Linked DNA regions of Homo sapiens: region 2 is linked to region 1. Evidence: chromatin contacts called from ENCODE Hi-C or POLR2A ChIA-PET data. All regions are on one chromosome and are shown on one strand. The core of a region is the stretch at or near the end of the contact, and the rest is flanking DNA. Distances in the headings are between cores, read along the strand shown.

What was found. A loop is a pair of places that touch in the nucleus more often than their neighbours do. ChIA-PET counts read pairs that join two places held with the same protein, here RNA polymerase II (POLR2A). Pooled maps may share reads with other maps.
Region 2: a loop to region 1 is called in a map of heart right ventricle, with 1.8 times the contacts of the local background. The contact joins the enhancer-like site here to the promoter of CT70 in region 1. A Hi-C loop is called at or near these places in 17 of 168 maps with a recorded cell type or tissue (CD14-positive monocyte, CD4-positive, alpha-beta T cell, Caco-2 and 11 more), 2 of 37 single-sample maps with no recorded cell type and 20 of 50 pooled maps. POLR2A ChIA-PET finds 5 or more read pairs at or near these places in 11 of 52 experiments (A549, B cell, BJ and 8 more).

Annotation. Positions count from the first base shown.
Region 1 is chr9:104,989,178-104,996,896 of GRCh38, reverse strand. It overlaps CT70 (cancer/testis associated transcript 70), which reads left to right and starts at 5,102. Exons shown (of 4, transcript NR_184160.1): 1 at 5,102-5,211; 2 at 5,594-6,080. RefSeq lists enhancers at 2,409-3,237, 4,753-5,952 and a silencer at 5,549-5,818.
Region 2 is chr9:105,040,175-105,047,893 of GRCh38, reverse strand. No RefSeq gene overlaps it. Among named protein-coding and RNA genes, the nearest start is that of CT70, 52 kb to the right of the region's middle. Within about 2 kb of position 3,283, at least 3 of the 41 ENCODE cell types and tissues checked have a DNase peak (open chromatin) inside an H3K27ac peak, as active enhancers do; they include adrenal gland and heart right ventricle, where a contact is called at or near this core.

The DNA of each region.
Region 1 (7,719 bases), core at 3,853-6,352:
GCCTGGCCAATATGGTGAAACCCCGTCTCTACTAAAAATCCAAAAAAAAAAAAAAAAAAAAAAAAGAAAAAGTTAGCAGGGTGTAGTGGCACGTGCCTTTAATCCCAGCTACTTGGGAGACTGAGGCAGAAGAATCACTTGAACCCGAGAGGCAGAGATTGCAGTGAGCTGAGATCACGCCACTGCACTACAGCCTGGATGACAGAGTGAGACTCCTTAAAAAAAAACAAACAAACAAACAAAAAAAACAAAGTACAATTATTTTGACTATAGTCACTGTTGTGCTATCAAATACTAGGTCTTTTTCATTCTTTCTATTCTTTTTGTACTGAACCCTGAACTCTTAAACCCTCACATCATTCTATCCTTACAAATTCTATATTTGTTTGAGGCCCACTCTGAATGTTAAGGGGGTAGCATCTAACGAAGGCTCAATAAATTCTGGCTGCTGGGAATTCAGACTGGACCCAAGCAAGACAGAGACACAGTGAGACAGCAGATTTCTCACTGAATTAAGCTGTTCTGGGATGCTCCTTCCTCCTGCAGCCACTGTAGTCAAGGGACACATTCATATCTCAGAAAGGAAGAGGCAGACAGGCCCAAAGCTCAGATGCAAGGCCCAAGACATATTTGCTGAGTTTCTACACTACTCCCAGGCAGTAAAACTTTCTGCTCTCCCATTCTTGATGCTGCCTGGAAACCCCCTAGCCCAGAATCCCTCTTACATCTCAAATGTATAGCTCTCCATTCCCTTTTCCTGGAGAGGCTAGGCTTCGTGACTGATGAGAAAACACTCCCCATATTCTCTTCAAATTAAATTAAATTAATAGCATTTGGTACTTATCAACCCCTTTCTCCCACCCTCGCCTCTTTTTTACATATCATGTTATTAAATTCCCTTGCTATCCTTAAATTACTCATTTTATATATGCACTCATTTTATTTATTGATTGTTTTTTTGTGGTGGGGGTACTGAGTCTCACTCTTGTCGCCCAGGCAGGAGTGCAATGGCACAATCTCTGCTCACTGCTACCTCCGCCTCCCGGGTTCAAGCGATTCTCCTGCCTCAGCCTCCCAAGTAGCTAGGATTACAGGTGCCTACTACCATGCCCAGCTTATATATATATATATATATATATATATATATATATACACACACACACACACACACACACACATATATACATATATACAGACATATATACACACATATATACATATATACAAACATATATATGCATATATATACACACATATATATACACACACATATATATATGTCGTTTATTTTTTTGAGACGGAGTCTCAGTCTGTCTCCTAGGCTGGTGTGATCTCAGCTCACTGCAACCTCCACCTCCCGGGTTCAAGTGATTCTCCTGTCTCAGCCTCTTGAGTAGCTGGGACTACAGGCACGTGCCACCACACCTGGCTAATTTTTTGTATTTTTAGTAGAGATGGGGTTTCACCATATTGGCCAAGCTGGTCTCGAACTCCCAACCTTGTGATCCACCTGCCTTGGCCTCCCAAAGTGCTGGGATTACAGGCCTGAGCCACCGTGCCCAGCCCTAATTTTTATATTTTAGTAAAGATGGGGTTTCACCATGTTGGCCAGGCTGTTCTCAAACTCCTGACCTCAGGTGATCCACCCGCCTCGGCCTCCCAAAGTGCTGGGATTACAGGCATGAGCCACTGTGCCTGGCACACTCATTTTATATATGGGGAAAATGAGGATTGCTAAGATTAAGTGATGTGTTGAAATATACACCTTAACAAGGGCAGGGACTCAAACGTCGGAACTTACGTTTTCCTCACCTAGGAAGCAAAGACCATATCTTATGCACTAACCTACTTAGTGCTTCATAAAGAGCAGTAGCTCTTTTTGAATGGAATGAAAGCCTTTCCTAATGATAAAAGCCAGCAGCACAAATCACATACGAGACACCCAGAGAAGCAACTCAACAGGGAGGGGACATGGACCAGATGGACCAGGGCTTTGCTGCATCCACTTTCTGTATTTTTACTGATAACCTACTAGGGTCAGTAAATCTCTCACCAATAATTTAAAAATAAGAACTTCAGGCTGGGCACCGTGGCTCACACCTGTAATCCCAGCACTTTGGGAGGCCGAGGTGGGAGGAACACGAGGTCTGGAGTTCAAGACCAGCTTGACCAACGTGGTGAAACCCCATCTCTACTAAAAAAATACAAAAATTATCTGGGTGTAGTGGCGCACACTTGTAATCCCAACTACTCAGGAGACTAAGGCAGGAGAATTGCTTAAACCTGGGAGGCGGAGGTTGCAGTGAGCCAAGATCGTGCCACTGCCCTCCAGCCTGGGCGACAGAGCGAGACTCCATCTCAAAAAAAAAAAAAAAAAGAACTTCAAATTTCAACAGGACCATAAACTTTATCTGTGAGCTTAAGGTAGGGAAATTGCTATCCTAAAATATTTGCATCTCACACTGAAATTCTTCCCTTCCATATACTTTGATATTCTTATTCCTTTATTCAACCATTTGGGAAATAGTGATTGAGTGTTTACTATGTGTCAGGCACAATTCCAGGCACTTTATCGACCGTCATTCTCTGCCTTCATTCATTCATTCCTCTATAAAGTCACTCATTATTTAACTGTGTGTAAGGCCTGGAATTTTCCTTGTTCTACATTTTTATTGAAATTTCTCTGGGATAATTAGGGAAGAAAGGAAGAAACCTAGGGACAATTTTCCCAGCCAGCTGCAAGAACCTGTCCTATTGGGGTGTTGGGTTTAAATGCCTAGAGCAGGAAAGGAGCTGAGTCTCAGCCATGCGTTTTACTGGTTGGGTGATGTGGGGAAATCACTTACCTCCTCAGAGCCTCAGTTTCATACTCTCCAAAACGGGGGTCACACACTTACTGCATAGGGCTGTGGAGGATCATATGGGAGGGAATTCAACTACAAGTGTCAGCACAGGGCCCGGCATGGCCAAAGCTCTCAACCCTCCACGCGGTGCTGATGTAAGTTACCAAGCAGCCTTCTTCCTGCCAACACCAGCAGGCAGGCAGCTCACACAGGCATCTTGACAGCATCAGGCAGCACATGATCTCCCCTGGTCACCTCAGGAAGGCTTCAAGGCAGGGTTACATTCGGGCAAAGCGAGCCCAATTGCAGCCTTTGTCTTTATCAGCCTGAGCAGCAACACAGTCTTGGGGGACAGGGCAGTGACATTCCAATTCTCTGACGGCACACTCAAGGGAGGGGATTCTTGGAAAGAAATGAGGGTAGCGGGGGCAGACCCACTTTGCTGCAGCTTTTTCTGCTTCCCTTGCATTTCCCTTTTGGGGAATTTCCATTTGCATCTCCCTCTGTTTCCAAAGCCTCCTAGGAGAGGAGGAGAGCTGCTTCTGTTTTCTGGCCTTTGTGATTCTGAAGAGCAGCTGAGGCACCAAGGGGTTGGTGGGGTGGGAGGAGTTATGACTGCGTTCCGGTGCCCCTCCCTGGGTGATCTACTTCTTGTGTCACAGGAAACCCTGACAGGGTAGGGGGATTACATGGCTTCTACCATGCATGGAGATGGGCAAACATCCAGACATCTAGGATTGTTATGAGTGAATTTTTGTGCTCCCTTCCACCCAGTTCATAGGTTGAATGCCTAACCTCCAGTATGATGATTAGGAGGTGGGTCCTTTGGGAGGTAATTTGGTTTAGATGAGGTCATAAGGGTGGAGACCCCACGATGGGATTCATGCCTTATAAGAAGAGACTCTAGAGAGAAGTCTCTAAGAGCGTACAGTGATAAGATGGCTGTTTGCAAGCCAGAAAGTGGGGCCTCAACAGGAATCAAATCAGCCTGCACCTTGATTTTGTTCTTCCAGCATCCAGAATTATGAGAAATAAATGTCTGTTGTTTAAGTACCCAGCACGAGAAGACTAAGACAAATACTCAGAGCAGAATTTTCAAGAGAAGCAAAGCATTCCTGTCCTTTGAAGTTCCCATCTGTTTCCCAGCTATATAAACACCGCAGAGTGCATGATAAGTATGTTTGCTGCGTGAATGCAAGAACCCTCCTCTGGGAAAAGTCACAAACAAGCTACTTCACCCATTGCCTGACACAAAGGCAGCTTCCCCCTTGAATAATCTGGGATTGAAAATGAGTTCATTCAGCTATAAGCTCACCGAACGAACACCAAATTCAGCAACTGTGAGCAGTGCACTCTGTCCCTGCCCTTAATAAGTGAACAACCCAACTGTCTTCTAGAAGGGTTGATCACTTTGTAATTTTGTAATGGAAACCCTCAAAGGAGACCTCCAATAATGAGAACTTCTTTGTCTTTAGCATGGCCTGGGCCACTCACCCCATAGAGCATGAAGCTCTCATAGGTCTTCAGATTGGCGATGGGAGAACGTGACTTTGAGCTTTCAGCTTTTTATCTCTCTAAAATAGGACAGAAAATTTCAGCTCTGATATTCTCTGTGGGATTCCAGAACAACTTCCTTGAGTCTCAGTTTCCCCATCTGCAAAAAGAAAATAGTCACAGCACCTACTACCTCATAGGTTTCTGATAAGGATGGAATGAGTAATGCCTATGAGAGTGCCTTGCCAAATGTGCTACAGGTGTCGTTTGTGTGTTTTAGGGCCAAAAACCCACTTTGAAGCACGGACCCTTCATGGAAATTGCCCTTAACTGATTGGATGACCGTGGGCCAATTAAATGAACTCACAGGGCCTCAGTTTCCTCTTCCATGAGGGGTCATTTTGAGGTCTTTCAAAGGGTTGTGAGAATCAAAAGAAGGGCGCCCAGCACCACGCCCGCCGCGCACACACATGGCGTTCAGTAAGTGGTTCTCTCCCCTGCACCGCGTCTAGACCTCGTTTCTCCACAGAGAGTGGGTGGCAGGAATTTTCCAAATCGGCTCGATGTCCCCACTCCATCGCTTCATGCACTGGCCCAGGACACACCCATAGTTTGGCGAAGTGCAGACTTGGAGAAACTTGGGGGAGAACGGAACCCAAGGCCCAGCCCCGCGCACGCGCGCCGCAGCCTTCGCCCAGAGCAGCGTCTGCTAGTTACCTTTCACCTACTTCGCTGCGACTCGCCGCGCGGGGTAACTCGAGGTCAGACTCGGGGCCCCGCGCGCTTGCGCGCCGCCCGCTGCCCGCCGCCCGCCGCGGCTGGGAGTCCGGAGGTTTCATCTTGTGATGGTTTCGGTTCGGCTCTCAAATGGAGGGTGTGAGCTTTGCAGACGTGCCCTAATTCTGGGTCTGGCGGGGCGACATTGGGCCCTCTGAGCTGCCACCCTGGCCCTGACGCCCCATTACTCCTCGTTCCTTCCTCCCCCCATCTGTTGTCACGCTCTCCCTTTTCCCACAGCTGGCCCCTATTCAGCTGTGCCGATTGCCCCACATCCCTTCTTCCTGCAAAAGGCAGATGGGAAGGGAGCTCTGTCTGGCCTATTCCGGACAGAGCTCCGGGCTTCCGAGTGGAGCATGAGCCCGCGGAAGAGCCACGTGGGTGCAAACTAAATGTTCCCATTCTTGCTGGGGAGGGGCCGGACTTAAAGACCAGGTTTCAAATGAGAAGGCGCACATTTTCTGGTTTTTGTCTTCCAGATGGCTACGTTGAAGACAGCTGGGGCTGCCGCACGCCTCGGGGTTACTGTCGGGCACCCGGCGGGCGGGGCCGGCGCTGGGGCGGGGGAGGGCTTCCTCGCCCTCAGAAACCACATTCGCAGAAACGTTTTTAACTGGCAAGGTTTCGAGTTCCCAACCACAGCACCCTCAGTGATGGTTTTCAGAAGACCTTGTTAGCTCCTCTCCTCCAGAGACCCATCCTTCGCTGACATCCCACCGATTTGGGAGCAGGAAAAAACAGACTCCTGCAAAATACCTCTTCTTCCAGTGCCCTGTACCCCTCTCTACTTACTTCGAGTCCCTGCAGTCCAGCAACAACCCCAAACGAGTGAAGGGAGGAGACATAGGTTTGTCCAGGCTCTGCCACCGACGGGTGATTTGGGATGAGTCCTTCTCCAGTATCATTATCTTCAACTGTAAAACATGAGGGTTAGTCCGAATGATCTCCAAACGCTTCAGCATTAAAGTTAGGTGATGAATCCTAAGATTTTGCAGTTCTATAATGTCACATCTCCTCCGTTTCAGAGAGGGCCCGCAGGGAATCTTGTTAAGGATAACTGCCATCGAAGTTACAAGTTTGTTCTGTGATTGAAGAGTTTCAGGTCTTCTAGATTTCTTTGGCATGACGCATAACTATTTCAAGATACTAACATTTGGGCAGGGCGTGGTGGCTCAGGCCTGTAGTCCTAACACTTTGGGGGGCCGAGGCGGGCAGATCACCTGAGGGTAGGAGTTAGAGACCAGTCTGGCCAACATGGTGAAACCCCGTCTCTACTAAAAATACAAAAATTAGCCGGGCGTGGCGGTACATGCCTGTAATCCCAGCTACTCAGGAGGCTAAGGCAGAAGAATCGCTTGAATCCAGGAGGCGGAGGTTGCAGTGAGCTGAGATCACGCCACTGCACCCCAGCCTGGGCAACAGAGGGAGACTCCTTCTGAAAAAAAAAAAAAAAAAAAGATACTAACATTTAAGGTTAAGAATGTAGGTCATTTCCCCAGAGGACTAACAGACTCGAGGGCACACACCCCAAATTTTATTTCTTTGACTCTGTCATTGCCCCCAGAACAGTATATAATGTAGCCAATTGTTGTGGATTTATTGTTAATGAATAAAATAAAATTTGTGACTAGCAGGGATAGGGGTCCTATGCTGTCATTTTAATATGAATAGAGTTTTTAAAAACTCACAGATAAATGTATCACATGAGAAAAAAATACAAAGGCTGAACATAGAGCAGCAATGTTAATCTGATAAATCGTAAATAAGTGTATACATTTTAATAGAGATTAGTACAAAGACCTGTAATTAGTTTTTAAAAAAACTACCAACATCATTACAAGGACAATGGAAATAATGTACCAATAAATATGGAGCTTCCTTATATTTCTACCTTATGTAATCCTCACGATGATGCTGTGAGTTAAGTCAATACACAATTATGGTTTCCATTTTACAGAGGAAGAAACTGCAGCTTAGAGAAGTTGAGCATCTTTCTCAAGGTCATGCAGCTAGCATGTGATAGAACTGAATCCAGCCAGGCGTGGTGGCTCATGCCTGTAATCCCAGCACTTTGGGAGGCTGAGGCGGGCAGATTGCCTGAAGTCAGGAGTTCGAGACCAGCCTGGCTAACATGGTGAAACCCCATCTCTACTAAAAATACAAAAAAATTTAGCCAGGCGTGATGGCACATGCCTGTAGTCCCAGCTATTTGGGAGGCTGAGGCAGGAGAATCACTTGAACCCACGAAGTGGAGGTTGCAGTGAGCTGAGATTGCACCACCGCATTCCTGCCTGGGTGACAGAGCAAGATTCTGTCTCAAAACAAACAAACAAACAAACAAACAGAAAAACTGAATCCAGGGTTCCTAAGGCCAGATTTTCTGCTTTAGGAGAGTGCGTTTCAGTAATGGGTTTGTGTGTGTATGTGTTGGGAGTGGGGGAAGATGGGGAAGTGGAGAGATCAAATTTGTTTGGAAGTGGGAGAAGAGATGGACATTTGTAAGTATTACTATTACATCTAATGTTTGTTGAACTTTACAATGTTCCAGATACTGGGTTAGCATTATGCATGCATTAATTCATTTAATTCTTCTAACAGTTTTATG
Region 2 (7,719 bases), core at 2,034-4,533, 53 kb before region 1:
ACTAAATCCCCATGTGACTCAGAGTGAGTTCAGATGTGTGGTTTCAGGGACCATCAATTGTCATGTTGGAAACACTTGTCCTGTGGACTTTGGATGTTGGGGAATGGTAAATATTGAGACAAAATATATGGAATATGAGAGTTAATGTTCTAAGCAAGTCAACCTTTGAAAAAAATTTAGACTCACCAAGAACAGATAAAAGCGTTCAAGAGACAGAACAAAAGAAAGAATCAGAAAGATTATTGGGTAGGTCCAATGTTGTTGTTTCTTCTCTGTCAAGAATAAGGATATTCTGACTAAAAAGACTGGCACAAACTAATTAAAGAGATGAAATCTTCTCAGAGGGGAGAAATGAGGTAACAGCTGTCTGGACTTTGTCTCTTGGCCTAAACAAATCACTCTTCAAGCTATCACTATGTTTGCTAGTAAGATCACAGGATTGCTGCTGATAATCTCAAGGACTGATGAAAAATAGGAATCATACTGGAGTACTAAGGATGGACAAATGCCTTGATTTTTAGGAAATACAATTAATTTTTCCCTCCCTGTTTCACCCACTATGGATTCATGAGCTTGGCACCAGTCCTAGGCAAAATTCCATAAGAGATTATTCTACTAATGGCTTATGAGTGCTTACAAATTAAGCAGCAATCCCTCTAAGCCAGTAGCATTTCAGTAAAACAGGTCATGCTAGAGTAATCTAATTTCCTTTTTTGATTAAGGCCATTAGACTGGTTGAGCAGATATGTGGAGTGAGCACAGAATATCTGGATGACAGCCAGACATGTCTCATGTGACATTATTGAATGCAAAATGTGGAAAGAGAGGCTGGATACAGGTATCATGTGGTGGCTTCATAATTATACCCAGTGGATACCAATTAATGAATGGAAAGTGATATGGAAGCAAGCCCCTTGTGGCTGCTGCAGGGCATTAGTCTTGGGCCTGTGCCTGTCCGTACTTTATTTTTATTAGCATATACCAGGTCAAGCAATGGATGTGCCATATCCTTTGCTCTTTGGGGAGCTCCTTGGTCCACAGACTTTTAGGAAGAGATAGATATAGTTAGCCATAGTTTGTGCCAGGTGACCCAAAATTCCAGGGTACGGCTTATTAGACACATTGCCTCAGGGATATATTTCATGGTATTGAAAGAACTTGTAGATCTGGCCCCTGGCTACCTCTCTAGTCTCATTTTTTTCTGTCCCCTTCCCCATGCTTCTAGCATTTCGTCATACCAACTCACAGTACTGTGCATACACCATGTCGTTTTATGCCCCCTTCATTTTGCCTTTTCTTGTCTCTGACTGGAATGCCTTCCTTTCTCTTCTACCTACTTCTTGATCTGTCTGACAAGCTCCTACTCATCATTCAAGACTCAACAAAAGACTGTGTGTGGTGGCCCACACCTGTAATTCTAGCACTTTGGCAGGACGAGGCAAGAGGATCACTTGAGCCAAGAGTTCAAGATCAGCTTCGGCAACACAATGAGACCTCGTTGCTACAAAAAAATAAAATTAACCAGGCATGGTGGTGCCTACTTGTCTCAGCTACTGGGAGGGCTGAGGTGGGAGGATCGCTTGAGTCCGGGAGGTGGAGGTTGCAGTGAGCCGAGATCATACTGCTGTACCCTAGCCTGGGCCACAGAGTGAAACCCTATCTCAAAAAAAAAAAAAAAAAAAGTCCACAAAAAAAACTAGCCAGGGCATGGTGACATGTACCTGTAGTCCCAGTGACTCAGGAGGCTGAGGTGGGAGGGTTGCTTGAGGCTAGGAGGTTGAGGCTGCAGTAAGCCATAATTGTACCACTGCCCTTTGGCCTGGGCAACAGAACAAGACACTGTATCAAAAAAAAAAAAAGAAAAAAAAAAGGCTCAGCTATAGCTTCATGTCCACTGTCAAGTCTTTCTTCTCCTTCATACTTTTTCCCTACACCATTTCTAATGCATTATTCCCCATCCGAATTTTGATGCTTGTACCTACCACTGTTTTAGTAATTATCACAGTGTATTAATAACCTGTTTACTTGTCTGTCTCTCCTGCATTCTGTTCTCCACCCACACTTCCCTTCCCATATAAACACTTTCAGCTCATTGAGGACAGGGACTGGATCCCACCCAGTGCTTGGCACTTAGCGGAGACATTCAGTTAAAGAATAAATGAATAAAAATGAATGAATGAATACCTTGTATAAAAACCCATTATTCTGGCTCTTTGTTAATGAGTCTCAGCCTGCTGAGAATCACAATTACATTTCCACGTAGCCTAATCCAGCTTCCTAAAGGATTTCTTAAAAAAAAAAAAAAATACTCAACAGGAGTCCTTTTCCCTCTAGTCACCTGCCATCTCAATAAGGGCTTATAAATGCACTGGAACAGCAACAGGACTCTCATACACAAACCTCAGGACCATAACCTTGCAGAGCCCCCCAGGGATGCCAGTGCCTTGATTCACTGGGAAGTACCCAGCAAAAATCCAATTTTTCAAGGCTACCCTTCTGTAGCCTCCAAGAAGGCACATCCAAGCTTACTAGATAGCAAGAAGCATTTTTAGATCTCTTGTCTGCACTGTTGTTTTTTTGTTTGTTTGTTTGTTTTTTTGAGATAGACTCTCGCTCTGTCACCCAGGCTGGAGTGCAGTGGCATGATCTCGGCTCACTGCAACCTCCGCCTTCCGGGTTCAAGCAATTCTCCTGCCTCAGTCTCCTGAGTAGCTGGGATTACAGGCTTGCACAACCATGCTTGGCTAATTTTTGTATTCTTGGGAGAGACGGGTTTTCACCATGTTGGCCAGGCTGGTCACGAACTCCTGACCTCAAGTGATCTGCCCACCTCAGCCTCCCAAAGTGCTGGGATTATAGGCATGAGCCACCGCACCCGCCATTGTCTGCACTTTTTGAAAAGGGAATTGAGCCTCACTCATCTTATCCCTTTTCTTCTAATTGTTTCAGAAAGTACCTACCAACTTGTTTAAATGCAGCCAGATCAGGGAGACAGAAAGAATAATTCAGCCTTCCTGTTGCTGTAGGAAGAGTCTAATTATCCTGGGAGGATCTGGACCTTTAAAAAGGATGCTCTGTGGCTTAATGAAAGAATTCAAATTCAAATGGGAGCACCAAATGCAAGTCAGCAGGCATCTATGTCTGTGCCAATTATTCAGTTCTAAATAGCTAGACCAGGCAGTGTTTGTTGCAGGTTGGCCGAGATGCCTGAGTGGAAGACTGGCAGTCTGGCTTGATACCAATGCTCCTGAGCTCATTTTGGTCCCCATGTAATGGGAGTTGGCATTCAGCACACTCCAGAACGCAGGGGATGATGCCCCACTGGTGACCCTTCACACTCAAGGCTAGGACTGGCCTCCCATGGAGATTCCTGCCAAACTAGAGAGATAAAAGCCTGGAGCTCTGGAGCAGACAGACCAGTGTGTAGATCTTCAGTGTGATCATAGAGTCTGAAGGAGACTCAGACCTAATTAATCACCTTTAAAGGGGCATCCAAATTTATTAATAATGTATACATGAAGAGTTTTCTGTTTTGATCAAGGCAAGTATGAAATACTTAGAAGCTTATAATCCTTATTATATGACACTCTGGTCTGTTTGTGAAACTTTCATCTGAAGCTCTCAAAATACTTAATGGCTGATGCTTATTAATCATAATGTCATATGCTTGGGCAGAAATTTTCCTTGCGGGCTCCATGTCCTCACAATGCCCTGGCTAGAAAGCTCTAGAACTCTTGGATCCTGCCTTGTAGTCGAGAAACAAGGGTTAGAGGGCTTACTAGAGTGTGAAGATAAGTAGAAATTTCACACTTTTCTGGCTATCTCTTCAGGGTGTCTAAGGGGACGCTGCCATGAGCAAAAATCCCCCCACAGATCAAGATGGGGCATGCCTTTTGTCTGCTATGGGTCAAGCTCCCAAATTTTGGAGACAAATAGACTAGATCACACCCATTATTTTCGTCTATTTGTCATTTGAGGTTTGAAAAGGCATCTGTAGGATCTAGAGAATGGAAGGCCAAACTAAGAGAAGAGAAGGAAGTTTGTTGAATACCTTTTTTAGCCCCTACAGTCTAACAGAAGAGAATATGAGGGAATCAGGGCTTTGTGGGACCTCTTATCAGAAAGAGAATAGGGAAAAGATAAAGTTAGATCCCTGACTCACTCTGTGATGGCAATTTTGTGTGTCAACTTGGCTAGGCCACTATATCTAGCTCTTTGGTCAAATACCAGTCAAGAGATCTCTGTGAAGATATTTCTAAGATGAAATTAACATTTATATCAGTAGACTTCGAGTAAAGCAGATTACCCTCCATAAACTGGGTGGGCCTTGTCCAATCAGTTGAAGGCGTTAAGATTATGAAAAATTGAGGTCTCCTGAGAAAAAGAGAATACTGCCTCTGAACTTCCTCCTCCTCCTCCTCCCCCTCCTTCTCCCCCTCCCCCTCCTCCTCCTCCTCCTCCTTTTTTCTTCCTCTTCTTTTTTTTTTTTTTTTTTTGAGACAGGGTGTCTGTTGCCCAGGCTGGAGTGCAGTGGCACAGTCCCATGGCAACTTTTGCCACCTGGGCTCAAGTCATCCTCTGGCCTCAGCCTCTCGAGTAGCTGGGTCTATAGGCACACCACCACCATGCCTGGCTAATTTTTGTATTTTTTGTAGAGACTGGGCTTCACCATGTTCCCCAGGCTGGTCCTAAACTCCTGGACTCAAATGATCTGCCTGCCTCAGCCTCCCAAAGTGCTGGGATTACAGGCATGAGCCGTTCACCCCAGACTCCTTCTGACCCAAGCTACAACATTGATTCTTCCCTGGGTCTCCAGCCTGCCACCTGCTCTGCAGACTTTGAATTTGCCAGTCACACAACTGGCTCAATTCCTAAAATCTCTCTCTCCCTCTCTCCTCTCTCTCTCTCTCCGTATACATATCTTATTGGTTCTGTTTTTCTGGAGATCACTAACATGCAACATCATATATCAGAATAAATTGAAATGGATTAAGGAATTAAATATAAACAAATAAAAAGATAAAAGTACTAGAAGGAAATACTAACAAATATCTTGATAGGGAGTGAAGAGGGAGTGAAGGTCTTTTTAGAAAATGTCACCATAGACAGAAACCAGAAAGAGGAACACAAACAGATTTACCATGAAAATTCTATTTCTTCTAAATATCCAAAAGTACCATAAGCATATAAAAATGCAAATGACAAACTGAAGAAAATTCTCAATCTATGTATCAGACTAAAAGTGAATATATTGAGTATGCAAAGAACTGTTAAAGAATAAAACAAGCTCACCATCCTAACTTTTAAAAATGGGCAAGAACAAGAAAGTGATAAAATAAAAACAAGTGACCAACAAATATGTGGAAACTTACTTAGTAGCAAAGAAATGCAAATACAAACAAGATGTAATTGTTGCATCTTTTGCCTATCAAAAACTTAAAAGCATGCTAATATGCAATGTTAGCAATGATGTGGCAGAAGGGCCAATGTTGATGAGGTAGAAATTAGTATACCTTGATTTAGAGCTCCTTCAACTTCTATGCCTAGGTTTAACGTTGGACAAATGTGCAAAGATATTTATGCAAGTATGCTAACCCATGCAATAGTTATAACAGCATACAATTGAAAACAACCTGAATGTCCATCCATCTGGTCTTAGATAAATTATTTTAAGTCAATATAATTCAGATAATTAATATGGGCTTGTGAGTTGTATTTATTTATCCAGGCGGGTGCCCATTATTTATTAAAGAAAAACAGCAGTTACAAAAATATATGAACAGCTGGGTGCGGTATCTCAAGCCTATAATCCTAGCACTTTGGGAGGCTGAGGTGGGCGGATCACCTGAGGTCAGGAGTTTGAGACCAGCCTGACCAACATGGTGAAACCTCTTCTGTACAAAAATACAAAATTTAGCTGGGTGTGTTGGTGTGTGCCTGTAATCCCAGCTACTCGGGAGGCTGAGGCAGGAGAATCGCTTGAACCTGGGAAGGAGAGTTTGCAGTGAGCCGAGACCACACCATTGCACTCCAGCCTGGGCAACAAGAGTGAAACTCTATCTCAAAAAAAAAAAAAAAAATTATGTATATGTATATATATATATATATATATATATATATGTATATATATATGTATATATATACGTATATATATGTGTATATATATGTATATATATATGTATATATATATGTATATATATATGTGTATATATATATATGTATATATATATATATATGAACAGTAAAATCCCAGTTTTGCAAAATATATGATTTATATATGGGCATAATCTAACATTTTGAGTAGAAGAAAGCCTGGAAAGAAATAACACCAAAATGTTAACAATGGTGGGTGAACAAGTTATAGAGGACTTTAATTTGAATTTCAATTTGAGTGTGGGTATGTGGTAGGGAATGAGGAATGTTATCTGGAATTTTCTACTACAACCCTATGTTAAAAAGGTTATTTTTCTTCTTCTTCTTTTCTTTTTTTTTTGGAGACGGAGTCTCGCTCTGTCACCCAGGCTGGAGTTCAGTGGCACGATCTTGGCTCACTGCAACTTTCACCTCCTGGGTTCAAGCGATTCTCCTGCCTCAGCCTCCCAAGTAACTGGGACTAAAGGCACCCGCCACCAGGACAGGCTAATTTTTGTATTTTTAGTAGAGACGAGGTTTCACCATGTTGGCCAGGCTGGTTTCAAACTCCTGACCTCAGGTGGTCCGCCTGCCTCGGCCTCCCAAAGTGCTGGGATTACAGGCGTGAGTCACTGCACCTGGCCTTTTCTTCTTATTTTTTAGAGTACAACACGTGTGGGGTGGAGGAAGCAGCAAAGTGGGGGTGGGGTGCAACAGTAGAATTAGGGAACAAAAATTAGGGACAGTAATTTTGAGAATGTTGTAAGAGTTTAGAAACCTCTGTTCTGGTCTCATCTTTGTGATTTTTTGCCATCCTTCCATTTCCCTGACTTCATTAGAAGTAATAGTTAGGGGAAAAGGGACTTATCTGGGGGGAGCAGAAAATCAGAAGCAAAGGAGACTGCATCCTGTTCCATAACCTGTCTGACAGAGGTGAGAGTGGGAGCAGCACAAAAGAAGGGGTATAGAATCTGTAGACAGAGTAGAAAGCAGATGATCCCTGGGCCACAAGGAGGAGGGAAGGGGCTGTGCCCGATTAGGGAGGAATGGCTGCCCTAGAGGATGTGTTTTGTCCCCACCAAACTCAAGAGAGTTCAATTGCCAGTGTGGCAGTGTTGGGAGGTGGGGCTAGGGGGAGGTGCTTGGGTCATGGGGTTGGATTCTTCATGAATAGATTAAAGCCATCTTGTCTCTTGGGAGTGAGTACTCACTCCTGAGACTAGATTAGGTCCCTGGAAAGCGGGCTGTTATAAAACAAGGTTCCTCCTTATGTTTGGTCCTTTTGGCATGCTTGCTTCCCCTTCACATCTCCACCATGTTATGATGTAACATGAAGCCCTCACCAGAAGCCAAGCAGATGCTAGCACTGTGCCCTTGGACTTTCCAGCCACTAGAATTGTGAGAAAAACAAAAAACAAAAAACTCTTTCTTTATATATTACCCAGCCTCAGGTATACTGTTACAGCACCATATAGTACCACTAAATGAACTAAGAGAGTCCCGTATACATATCTCCAGATTTTTTTAAAACCACTGCCTACTCTAGTCATAAAAACCCAGCAGCCCTGCAAGTGCCTCACAAGTAGA